Linked DNA regions of Homo sapiens: region 2 is linked to region 1. Evidence: chromatin contacts called from ENCODE Hi-C data. All regions are on one chromosome and are shown on one strand. The core of a region is the stretch at or near the end of the contact, and the rest is flanking DNA. Distances in the headings are between cores, read along the strand shown.

Region 1 (6,453 bases), core at 2,791-5,290:
GTCACTAAATACAGTAAATATGACTATACTTTACAAATTCGCCTTAGGCCCAGCTCTTGAAATTTCAAATACCATCTAAGGCAGTGGTTTCCAAACACTGACATCACCTGAGATCTTGACAAAACAATGACACTGCTGGGCATGGTGGCACACTTCTATCTTCCCAGCAACTCAGGAGGCTGAGGCAGGGGGATTGCTTGAGGCCAGGAGTTTTGAGTCCAGCCTGGGCAACGTTGGGAGATCCTCTTTATTTTTGAACAAAAAAATACTGCTACCTGGTTTCCACCTCCACACATTCTGATTTGATATGGAGTGCCACCTGGGCATCTGGGTTTTTTTAAGGCGTTCCCCCCTACCTCCCACGTAACACCCACGTGATTCTAATGTGTAGCAATGTTTGAAAGCTTTGCTCTTCATCTCTTACTGGGACAATGTATCCATTTCCTTCAGACATTGGGATCTCCTGTGCCAGTGTTTCCTGACCACGGTAGCATATTAGAAAAACCTAAGGTACTTAAAAAAAATGATGCCTGTGCCCCACCCTCAAAAGATTCTGACCTAACTGATCTGGGCCCACGAAGCGGCCCTAATAACCCTAGAACTCTAAGTCCCCCGGGTGATACTACAGGGCAGCTAATGCTGAGAACCTCGGTTCAAGCCCAGGAATTGTTTTCCCAGGGACTGTAACACGATTCTCTGTGAAGTAGCCAGGAGCGCCAGTCTTCCTCCCCTTTGTCCAGGTTAGGACTACCCCCAAGAGGCAATAAAACATTTCCCCAGAGCTGCCAGGAAACCTGGAGGCGGGGTGGGGGCGGGGGGTGAGGGTGGAAGGAGAGGAGAGGAAGAGAGCAAGGGGAGGAATTTACTAAGTCAGAAGCAGCAGAAAAGTTAGAATAAGGAACAGCGCTGGTCCTCTGCCACCCTGGCCCCCACCCACTACAAATTTTATTGACTGGCATGAGAATTTCCTTAGAATGCTTCCTGGAGGTGGCTCAACCTTGGATTTGGTTCCAATAAATTGTGAAAATTCTTGTCCAATCAGAACCCCGGGCAGTGCAAGCAGCCAGATTGGCAGGCCCTGAGCCTGGACTCCTGTGAGATTCTGTTTCACGAATTTCCCAGGAGGATTTCTGCACCACTTGGATGCCAATCGCCCTGCCTCCACACCCTCCCTTGGCTCTTACCCCCCATGTTCTCTCCCTCAAAGCTCAGTGGAGTTGGGAATCATAGATAGGCTGGTAAAGAAATCACCCAGATAGTCTACGCGGGAATCATTCCAGTAAGTAATGCCGTTAAAAGATGAGCGTCTTTGACGTGGCTGGGAGACCCGTGTGCTCCTTTGGCGAGTGTCTGCTCACCCACTTCAGGGCCTGGGCACAACCACCGTCTCACATGGGAAGGAGGCCCGTGAAGCCCCACCCCGCCGCGCAGCTGCAACCATCCCGGGCGTAGCCAGTGCACCCATGATCTGTCCGCTGACAGCGCGTCCCTCCATCCTATGTCTGCGCTAAACTAAGTCAGCTTATGAATGAAAAGCAGTGCAAACCGGAGGCACTGACTCCGAAGAAAAGAGTCTTCTCTGCACCCTTCTCATTTACAGATGAGAAAACTCAGTGGGGTGGGAGGGGGGAGAAAGGGCGATGTGACTGGGTCCGGGTTTGCCACAGAACATTTGTGGCGGAGCTCCATTTAGCCGCCCGTGAATTTCCATTCTGTTGCCTGGCAACCGGTTCAGAGGAGCTCAGCGCCCAACCCCGGCCCCTACCCCGCACCCTTTCTCTGCCCGTGCAGCTTGGGCTGCATTGATCAAAGGTTCAGCCTTTGGGGACAATGGCCAAGGGCATGTGAGCCGGGGCACAGGATGGATTACCCCAGTTGAGCTTTCATCCCGCCCCAAACAGAAGCGAGCCCCGCCCGGCCGGGATCCGAGCGCCTTCCGCGGTCCTTTTGGGACTTCCCTCTGCAACCTCCCCTAGTGCCGTGGATACCTCTAAACATACTCATGCCAAGTTTTCAAAGTTCCCAGCCGCTGTCGGATTCCCTAAAAGTCTCGGTGGGAAAACTGCACTCCAAGTTAGGGGGCAAAAGGCGGCAGTTTAGAGGGGAAAATCGTACTGAAGAGCCCTCTTCCCAGGATGGCCACACTCGGGCTGGACTCTCCTGCTGCAGTTGAGTTAACCTGGCCAGAGCTGGGCAGAAGTGAAAAAAAGCGCGGAACGTGCTCAGGGAGTCCGCAAATACACGCCCGCTGGGGACAGCGCTCCCGGAGCCCCGCGGCCCGGCCGGCCAGCCGCCTCTGGGGGCCTCGGCGCGCAGCCCTGCCCGCGGCGCGGGGGAGCGCATGTGCCGCCCACCGCCGCGCAGGTGGCGGGAGCACAGCCTGCCTGTCCCCGCGTTCTCTGGCGCACCAGGCGGGACCCGCGCGCCGGGAGCTCCTCCACCCCCTCACTCCATCCCCTGGGCCCGGGACACTGAAAAGGGGGAAATGTTCTCGTCATTACGTTACCCCAAATCCTTACCCAGGTTCACAAAGCTCATGACCATGTCCGCGTCGTTGAGGAAGGCGCTGTCCTGCGCGCTGGTCAGTGGGGACGCGCCGCCGCTGCCAGATCCGGGGGCCAGAAGGCTCTTGCGGTTGAGCGGGTGCGCGGCGCCCGGGGGCGGCTGCCGACGCTGGGACGAGCTGGCTGCTTCGTGGGGCCAGGACTGCTGCCTCTCCCCCTCCGACGCCCCGTCCTCGTCGTTGTCGGCGGACAGGGCGTTGTACAGATCCAGCATGAAGAGGGGCGCGGACTTCAGTCGCCCGGGAGGGGGCTCTCCGCGAGGCAGCTGCTGCTGCTGCTGCTGCTCCTCCTGCTGCCGGAGCGCCGGGGGCTGCGGCTGTTGGAGGCCGTGCAGGGGCCGGGGCCGGTGCGGGAGCCCCAGCACCGACAAGATCTCCTTCTGCATCTCCCGCTTCTCCTGCGTCTTGAGCCGCCGGTACAGGAAGCCCGAGGAGGACTGCGGCGACGGCGGCGGCTGCTCCGTGCGGCCGGGGCTCCCGCCGTCCCCCAGCAGCTGCCCCCCGGCGGCGGCGGCCGCGGCAGCGGGCAAGGGCGGCCGCAGCGGCGGGGGCCCGCAGCAGCTGCACAGCAGCCCCCACCACCAGCACAGCCACTGCGCCCTCCGCCCCAGCCCCGGCATCCCCGCCCGGCCGGGCTGCCCCCGCGGATCCCGCGAGGCGTGGAGCGGCGGAGCGAGGCCGGAGCGCGGCCGCTGTGGCCCTTGGCGTGAGCAGTCCCCGCCACCTCTCGGCGGGCTCGCTTCCCCTTCCTGGCCCTCAGTCCTTATCTCTCATGGTCGTCCGGGGCGCCCCCAGTTGCCCAGGCTAGAGAGGTGGCGAAGGGGCGATCACCAGGAGAACCGCTTGGAGGGGAGGAAGGGGAGCCTCACAGCCTCGCGCAGGTCTCTAGAGGCGCGCGGTCCAGGCCAGGTGCGTCTGAGTCCGGGCTGCACTGCAGCCTGCGCCCTGGCTCCTGCGAGTCGCGGCGCGGTCACTCTGGGCCTCGCTGGCCGCACACGTGCGCTGCCCCGCGCTCTCCCTGGCGACTGAGTGGGACCCGGGGCAGCGGGGAGCGGGGCCGCTCACGAGCTGCGGGAGATGCCCGGCATCACCGTGGCGCACGCCCCTCCCCAGATCGCAGGGCCACCATGAAGTTTACCCCGTTGCAGGGCCCAGGCTGCGGCGACAAGGCGTCCCGAAATGCCAGTCTATTCCGCGAGGTTTAACTTCCTTCTCGCTCACGAACTCCGCGCCCCTGAGCTCTCGGGCACCGTCGCTCCCACTCAAAATCTCCGCGCGCCGCACGCCTCCTCAAGCGGAGGCGGCGAGGATCTTGCTTTCCGTTCGGCGGTCGCCCGGCTGCCCAGCAAACCCGCTCGCAGAAAGGATGGGAAGGAAGGGGGCTAGTGCACCGAGCAGCGGCCGCGGCGGCGGCGCCGGAATTCGGTCTCCCGCCTCTCCACGCCGCGCTCCCCGCAGCGGCCAACGTGGGCTTTCTGCTGCGCGCCCGGCTCAGGTACCTCACTCCAGCCCCGGGACTCCCCGCCCCGCGGTAACCGACAGGCTGGCAGCCAATGGGGACGCGAAGCTCGCGGGCTATTTAAATAGCCCCGCCCCTTCTTTCACCCTCCCTCTCCCGAGAGGCGTCGCCTCCGCCGCGCGTAGGTTTCAAGACCCGGGAATTCTTGGAGGCATGCGAAGAGCCGCGAGGTGCCAAAGGCGAAGAGGTCATCGCTAGTAAGAATGATCTGACCAATACCCCGATCTGAAGCTTTCTCTTTTACCATCATTTAAAAGGCCTAAGTTGATGCTTTAACTAAATAAAAATAATAACAGCGATTAAATCACTATACTGCCAGAACTGAGGAAGAAAAGAAAAATGATAGCTTTTCCATCCCTTCCTTAGTTTCTCTTATTGATGTAATGTAGGCGTTTAGCGGACACGTGGCTTTCCACGGCAGCTGCTGGAAGTTGGGACACACCCTCCGGGGAGGCTACTCACAAACTGACCACAGAGAGGGCCACATGTAACCCAAGCCAGCGTCCTGAGGGTTTGGGGTCGGATGTGTTGACTTCTCTGTTCATTTGTGCTTTGGTTTGGCTTCTTAAGCTAGCACCCAAAAGAAAGAGGGTGTAATCAGACGATATATTAGAAAAGGCGTCCCCTGTCTTCTTGGAAATGTCTTGATTCTCCAGCTTATCTATTAATGTTGCATTTTAATATTGAAATACAATGTGACTTATATGGTGCAAGATAAAACTTGAGGAGAGGTGATAAAGATAACTCCAGGAAGAGCAGGGGCTTGGCATGCATTCTGAATGGTCAGGACAATAGACAGGGTCCTGAAACACAGGTTCCTGTGGATTTTAGACAAGATAACACCACCACCAACACCATTTGCCAATGAGGACACAAATTCATTTGCCTTTACCCCGCCCGAGAACATCCAGTCATCTATGGATCGTAGAAGCAAATTCACGTAAAACATGAAGGTTTTTTACTTGGTGAAAATTGTGTGGAGTTGAAAATAAAAACTGCAATTTTCTGACTTGCCAGCCTTAGTCCAAATGGTCCTAGGCATTTGAGAGTGAAGTCAAATAGATTATAGACTGTGGGATTCATGAATTTATGAGATCATAGGCTTTCTGTTGGTCCAAATCTTATAAGCATTCCTATCCTATTTCCAAGAATCTATTTCTCATGGGTAAATAGAGACCACCACTGACTCCAACTACCCACTGAGTCCTTCTTTCTAGTTCTGCCTTGGCCCAGACACAAGTGGTCATTTAGAAGAGTCTTTATTTCTACAAATATCTGATAGCTATGAATTTCAGGGCACAAAACTTATGTGAATGCCAGTCTTTAACCATCTCTACAGGGATTTCTTCCATCCGAAAAGATAATACGATACTTTGTCTGGGATGCCCGGACCCTCAGAATTCAAGAGCCCTGTCACTTCTTTTTTCTGTAGGGAACATGTTAGGGACATAAATTCACTGCAGTGCCCCACAGCAGCCAAGAGCTCTGCTCAGAAGATCTGAAATTCCAGCAAATACACCTAGGCTTCCTGCCAAGAGCCTCCTTTTTTAAACCTAGTTGCACCTTCCTCATAAGACTTCTGGTGAGATGCAGGCAGAGTAAAAGACTTTCTACCTACGAGGGCAGTGGGGAAGACACAGGAAACTCAACATTTCAAGCATGGATGAGGGCACCTTGGTGGGGCTATGTCATTTAAAACACAAAATCGAGGGGTGACCCACCTATTGTAGAGGTTGAGCATCCCTAACCCAAAAATCTGACATCCAAAATGCTCCAAAATCTAAAGATTTCTGAGAGCTGACATGATGCCTCAGATGGAAAATTCCACACCTGACCTCATAGGATGGGACATGGTCAAAACACAGTCAAAATTTTCATCCACAAAATCATTTGAAATATTGTATTAAATTACCTTCAGACTATGTATATGAGATATATACGAAACATAAATGAATTTCATGTTTAGACTTGGATCCCATCCCTAAGGTATCTCATTATGTATATGCAAATATTCCAAAATCTAAAAATCTGAAATTTGAAATACTTCTGGTCCCAAGCACTTTGGATAAGGGATACTCAACTTGTGTATGCATCTATGGGGTGGACCTAGTGCAGAAGACACACACACACATGCACACACACGCACGCCATCTCTCCCTTTCCTTAGACACTAAGAAGTAGATGGGTTCATGTGACATGAGTCTAAAGTGACTATCAACTAAACATCTGAGCAGCAACTCTGATTCAGGTCTGTTGCAGGCTCCTCACTCCACCAAGATGGATTCTCAGTTTCTGTCGAATGGGGCTAGAATGAGGAGGTGTCGAGAGTACCTCCAGGTGATGAACATGAGAACGCACATCTCCCTTAAGA
Region 2 (6,763 bases), core at 2,385-4,884, 450 kb after region 1:
TGGTGGCACGCGCCTGTAATCCCAGCTACTCATGAGGCTGAGGCAGGAGAATCACTTGAACCCGGGAGGCAGAGGTTGCAGTAAGCTGAGATCACGCCACTGCACTTCAGCCTGGGTGCTTCCGTCTCAAAAAAAAAAAAGTTCACACATTTTTAGACATTTCAGTGATGTTTTAGAATAAAGGTGATTTAAGATTGGTTTTACAGGCACTCTTGGGCTGTCAGCTAGTTGGCTTTTCAGATGATGATCATAAAGACACTCCCCCTCACGCAGGTATATGAGTAAGTAAGGTCTACCCCATCCACACTCCCATACTGACTTTCCATTCCCAATAATTGCACAGACTGCATACTCTGATCGCTTATTAAACATTTCTAAGGAAGCCGAGATGGATCTTTGATGTAATTTTCTCATCTGTATACCCAGCCAGTAAGTCAGTAGCACCTAAGATTTCTTTCCCTTCAAGATTGTATTCTAAGCAGTAGAATTAAAGTGTTCTTCATAGAAAAAGTAACTTTTAATTAGAGGCTGTGCAAACTCTGGAGAATCAGTCTTTGTTACCAGATAATAATGTTTTTAGCTTTTTCTGCTGAGAGGAAAAAATGCTTTGAAGAATAAAAAATACTAGAGCATAACAAGCTTGGGGAGTTAGGAAAAAATATATTAGGGCAGTAAGAACCAGCATTACGTCTTCTCTGCAATGCTTGAAACATTCAGTATTAAACTTTGGATTAATCCAAAGTCTGAAGAGAAATACACCAAAATGCTAAAGCCGTTTTTGGTTAGGATAGTGGACTTTTTTTTTCTTCTTCAGAATGTTTGTAATGAGCCTATATTTTATAATGGAAGCAATAAATGCAAATGTGAAATTTATCTGAGCCTCCTACAATGAGTATAATAAATCCAGTGGTTGTGGATAGCTTATTTGTGGCCCCAAAAGAAACGGAGCCACTTTTTAAAACTTGGATGCATTGTCACTACATAGTGAAAGAAAATCAAGATATTCTTTTTTTTTTTTTTTTAAACGGTGTCTCACTCTGTTGCGCAGCTGGAGTGCAATGGCGCAATCTTGGCTCACTGCAACCTCCGCCTCCCGGGTTCAAGCGATTATTCTGCCTCAGCTTCCTTAGTAGCTGGTATTACAGGAATGTGCCACCACGCCCAGCTAATTTTTGTATTTTTAATAGAGACGGGGTTTCACCATGTTGGTCAGGCTGGTTTTGAACTCCCAACCTCAGATGATCCACCTGCCTAGGCCTCCCAAAGTGCTGGGATTACAGGTGTGAGCCACCGCGCCCAGCCCAAGATAAGAGTCTTTTTTTGTTTTTGTTTTTTTGACACAGAGTCTTGCTCTGTCATCCAGGCTGGAGTGCAGTGGCGTGATCTCGGTTCACTGCAAGCTCCGCCTCCCGGGTTCACCCCATTCTCCTGTCTCAGCCTCCCGAGTAGCTGGGACTACAGGTGCCCGCCACCACACCCGCCTAATTTTTTGTATTTTTAGTAGAGACGGGGTTTCACCGTGTTAGCCAGGATGGTCTCGATCTCCTGACCTCGTGATCCACCCACCTTGGCCCCCCAAAGTGCTGGGATTACAGGCGTGAGCCACCGCACCCGGCCCCAAGATAGATTCTTAATAGAAAACCCTTGAAAGTATTTCTCCTTTTCAGGGACTCAGCCTTTCTCTTTGCTGTTTGTAAAAACATGAGCTCCTCTCTGCTGCCGAGTTGGTGCCAGGCCAGTGCTCAGTGCAGCCACTCCTGCCCCACCCCCTTGCCTCTCGGGCTTTATGCCCACAAGAGTCCAAGCCACTCTATCAGATCCTGACTCTTCTCTTCTGGAAACTCTCCTCTGGCTTCCACTGGCATCTAGGTGAGCACAAGTGCTCCACCACTGCCTGCAGGGCTCTCCAGTATCTCGCCCTCCCTGCCTTGCCCCTTCCTGTGCTGCCCTCCAGGCTTCCTGGCCAGCCACCTCCTCATCTTCTACCCTGCCAGGCTTGTCCAGGATCAGGGCCTTGGCAGTAATCCCCTCTGCCCAGGTCTCAGCCCCCATCTTCCCTGCTCTTAGTCTTCCTGAAAACTCCCCTCATGGAAGGCCCCACACACCCTGCTCTGTTCTCATTATCTTCACCACTATCAGAAGTTACCTTGGGCTGGCCGCAGTGGCTCACACCTGTAATCCCAGCACTTTGGGAGGCTGAGGTGGGCAGATCACTTGAGGTCAGGAGTTCGAGACCAACCTGGCCAACATGGTGAAACCCTGTGTCTACTAAAAATACAAAAATTAGCCAGGTGTGGCGCGCACCTGTAATCCCAGCTACTTGGAAAGCTGAGGCAGGAGAATCACTTGAACCCGGGAGGCAGAGGTTGCAGTGAGCCGAGATCATGCCACTGCACTGCAGCCTGGGCGACAGAGCAAGTCTCTCTGTCTCTCAGCCTGGGCGACAGAGCGAGACAGACTCTCTCTCTCTCTCTCTCTCTCTCTCTCACACACACACACACACACACACACACACACAGAAGTTACCTTGTCCTTCCATTGCCCATCACCCCTTGTGAATGTAAGCTTATGACAGCAAGAATTTTGTCACCAGCTCACCAAGTCTTAAAACAGGACCTGACACACGTGGTAGGTGTTTCATGTGAATTATTTATCACACTGTGAAGTAGGTGTATCTCCATTTTGCAAATAAGGAAATTGAACACAGGTTAAATTAACTTGCCAGAAATTCCACAACCGTTAAGTGGCAGAGCTGGACACAGGTTTGTGTGTCCTGTTCACAAATGCGTGCATCTCTGGCTGGGAACTTGCAGGGTTATGGATCAGACTGCTCCACCTTGAGAAGTGGAAATGGCATCTTGGTTGTACATTGCAGCTCAAACCAGGAAGCATTTACTAAAACAAAAACTTAACAGAAACTGGCAAGCAAGTGCATAGGCGTTGCTATAGATGGTTTCTGTGAAATTCCATTAGGTGAGTTCCATAAAGGGAAGTGAAACAATAGATCACAGCTGTAGCTTCAAAATAAAAAGTTGGTTCCTAAATTGAGTGAATTGTAATCTTAACTATTTTCTCCTTAAACGCATAATGACAAAGTTACCAAATTCCCAGTGGAAACAACTCCGTAACATATCACAGGCACACAAAGCTGCCACACGAACCCCGTGAGGAAAGAGACCAAAGGAAAACTATTTGTTCAAGCTCCCTTTGAGTAGTGCCTCACGTCAGGAGACTAGCTGTGTCTTTAAGAATTTGTAAAAGGAGGCTGGGCACAGTTGCTCATACTTGTAATCCCAGCACTTTGGGAGGCCAAGGCAGGTGGATCACCTGAGGTTAGGAGTTTGAGACCAGCCTGGCCAACATGGTGAAACCCCGTCTCTACTAAATATGCAAAAATTAGCCAGGCATGGTGGTGGGCGCCTATAGTCCCAGCTGCTTGGGAGGCTGAGGCAGGAAAATTGTTTGAACTCAGGAGGTGGAGGTTGTAGTGAGCCGAGAGTGTGCCACTTCACTTCACCCTGGGTGACAGAGTGAGACTCCGTCTCCAAAAAAAAAAAAAACAGAAGAGAATTTGTAAAAGTTGGCTGGGCACAGTGGCTCACGCCTGTAATCCCAGCACTTTGGAGGCCAAGGCGGGAGGATGACTTGAGCCCAAGATTTTGAGACCAGCCTGGTTGACAGAGTGAGACCCCCATCTGTGTTTTAAATTATATGTATGTGTTTTTAAAAAAGAATTTGTAAAAGTATACTTCTATGGTTTTTTTTGTTTGTTTGTATGTTTGTTTCTTTTTTGAGATGGAGTCTTGCTCTGTCACCCAGGCTGGAGTGCAGTGGCACAGTCTTGGCTCACTGCAACCTCCGCCTCCCAGGTTCAAGCAATTCTTCTGCCTCAGCCTCCCGAGTAGCTGGGACTGCAGGCAGGTGCCACTACCCCTGGCTAATTTTTGTGGCTTTTTTTTTTTGAGACGGAGTCTCGCTCTGTCACCCAGGCTGGAGTGCAGTGGCACGATCTCGGCTCACTGCAAGCTCTGCCTCCAGGGTTCCGGCCATTCTCCTGCCTCAGCCTCCTGAGTAGCTGGGACTACAGGCGCCAGCCACCACGCCCAGCTAATTTTTTATATTTTTAGTAGAGACGGGGTTTCACCGTGTTAGGCAGGCTGGTCTCGATCTCCTGACCTCGTGATCCACCCGCCTCACCCTCCCAAAGTGCTGGGATTACAGGCGTGAGCCACCGCGCCCGGCCCACTTCTATGTTTTTTGAGTCAGAGCCTCGCCCTGTTGCCGAGGCTGGAGTGGAGTGCTGTGGCGCCATCTCAGCTCACTGCAACCCCCGCTTCCCAGGTTCAAGGGATTCTTGTTCCTCAGCCACCCAAGTAGCTGTGATTACAGTCACATGCCCCCATGCCCAGCTAATTTTTTTTTGAATTTTTAGTAGAGACAGGGTCTCGCCGAGCTGCCCAGGCTGGTCTCGAACTCATGGCCTCAGGTGATTCTCCCAACTCGGCCTCCCAAAGTGCTGGGATTACAGGTGTGAACCACCACGCCCAGTTCTAAGTTTCTCATAAGGAGAATAAATAGTTACTCGTGTCTGTGGTTTTTTTGGTTTCATAATTTTAAATCTGTAGTATTTCTCCTCTGCAAGAGTTCCCTAAATGATGCGAAAACATTTTAAAGCATACCTGGTTATCCTCAGGCTCCCTTGATGCCCGTCCGATGAGTGTGTTTTGCTGCCCTCTGCCGCTCATGGGCGGTACAGCAGTGACTGAACAACCCATTCCCGGGTCTGCCCCTTGGTATTGCCAGAAAGCTGGAGAAGCCTGGGAAGAAGACAAGACTGTTAGGAATCATTCTCTCCTAAAGCAAACCCCCTACTCCAACCAGCCTAACAGCCTGTGCTCCACCCCTACCCCAGAATTAAAATGAAAATGAAAAATGCTGCTTTTGCTAAGACATCAGTGAAATAATCTCGGATTTTTTAAGTAATTTGAATGGTTTGTGTTGGTAGAAAGATGAATGCTGTGAGACAAGCCCGTGGGTCATCTGTAGAGCTGCCTGACCACGCCCAACATGTGCTGCAGCTTGCCTCCCAAAGGAGCAGTCTTTGAGGACAGACAAAGCTGGCCACCTGTCGACTTTGCCACTGTCATGTCCATATACGTATACACACAGGATGACTTCAGATGAACAAATCAAATATTTTCAGTTGCTGGACAGTCAGTAGTATAGTATGATGGTTAATAGCTGTTGGAGGCCAGGCACGGTAGCTCCAACAGTAATCCTAGCCTGTAATCCCAGCACTTTGGGAGGCCGAGGCAGGAGGATCACTTGAGGCGAGGAGTTCGAGACCAGCCTGGGCAATATAGTAAGACCCCATCTCTACAAAAAAATTTAAAATTAGTTTTTTATGTATTAAAAAAATAGCTGTTGGAATTAGCCCTTGTTTGAATCAAAACTTACCCACTCAGTGGCTAGATTACCTTGGGCAAGTCACTTGTCTCAGCCTGTCTCTTCATATACAAAATGGGGATAATAGTAACTACAGTTATTAGTTACCCTAGGAATATTAATAAAGTCCTTGCTGTATGTCAAGGGTTTTACTTTTTAAAGGTTCTGCATGTTAAGAAAAAGCTGATCCCAATGCCTGGCACAGAGTAGCCTTCAAATTTTCACCACTAAGAATATTTATTTCTTCATTACATAAGCCATGTTTATTTGTCAGCCAACTGAAAACCACTATCAGCAACTTATTCCTCCCTGTGAACTTCTGGTAGCGGCCTCTCATCTACTTAATGTTCGAGTTGGAAAGAATCTTAAGAGTCATCTAGTCCAGCTCTTTACCCAATGCAGGACCCTCTTCTCTAACCACCTGTATGAACACCTCTACCTGGCCAGGTGGCCTGTCTTTGGACAGCTCAAATACTAGTTCCTCCTTGAACCCAAATCAACTTCCCTGTTGATGTCCTAGTTCTGCTCTGCAGATCTTCTTAGAAAAAAAAAATCTGCCTTCTGTCCCTTACAACAGCCCTTGATGTGTTTGAAGAGAGCTATCACTTCTTTCTTTGTGAACAATCATGTTATCCAGGCCAAGGTCAAATGTCCTGCAGCCTACATGGGTGTTTTAAAGACTATATTCCGGGCCGGGCGCAGTGGCTCTTAATCCCAGCACTTCGGGAGGCCGAGGCGGGCAGATCATGAGGTCAGGAGTTTGAGACCAGCCTGGCCAACATGGTGAAACCCCGTCTGTACTAAAAATACAAAAATTAGCTGGGCATGGTGGCACGTGCCTGTAATCTCAGCTACTCAGGAGCCTGAAGAAGGAGAATTGCTTGAACCTGGGAGGCGGAGGTTGCAGTGAGCCAAGATTGAGCCACTGCACTCCAGCCTGGGCGACAGAGCGAGACTCTGTCTTAAAAAAAAATATATATATATATTATATATATATAATATATATTATATATATATTATATATATATATATAATATATATTATATATATATATATTATATATAATATATATATAATATATATATTTCCATAGAGCAATTTTGTTTTCAAGGAAACACTGCCTTTATTAAGATAATTGTCTGGCTCCTTGAAACCTTACAGATTCTATTGAATTATGTAAATTAAAGGGTCCAAGTGATGACCTGAGATAAAAGATGGAAATGATGGCCATTAGCTCTCTCCCTCCAAAACACGTTACTTCAGCAATTCCTTCCTGCTCTGTGGCACTTGCAAAGTGCCCCGAGACTGGGGGTAAAGG

What was found. A loop is a pair of places that touch in the nucleus more often than their neighbours do. Pooled maps may share reads with other maps.
Region 2: a loop to region 1 is called in a map with no recorded cell type, with 9 times the contacts of the local background. The contact joins the enhancer-like site here to the promoter of BMP6 in region 1. A Hi-C loop is called at or near these places in 1 of 168 maps with a recorded cell type or tissue (mammary epithelial cell), 2 of 37 single-sample maps with no recorded cell type and 9 of 50 pooled maps.

What each region holds. Positions count from the first base shown.
Region 1 is chr6:7,723,686-7,730,138 of GRCh38, reverse strand. It overlaps BMP6 (bone morphogenetic protein 6), which reads right to left and starts at 4,040. Exons shown (of 7, transcript NM_001718.6): 1 at 2,520-4,040. The coding sequence starts at 3,183.
Region 2 is chr6:7,274,085-7,280,847 of GRCh38, reverse strand. No RefSeq gene overlaps it. Among named protein-coding and RNA genes, the nearest start is that of SSR1, 36 kb to the left of the region's middle. RefSeq lists an enhancer at 4,502-4,671. Within about 2 kb of position 3,634, at least 5 of the 41 ENCODE cell types and tissues checked have a DNase peak (open chromatin) inside an H3K27ac peak, as active enhancers do; they include mammary epithelial cell, where a contact is called at or near this core.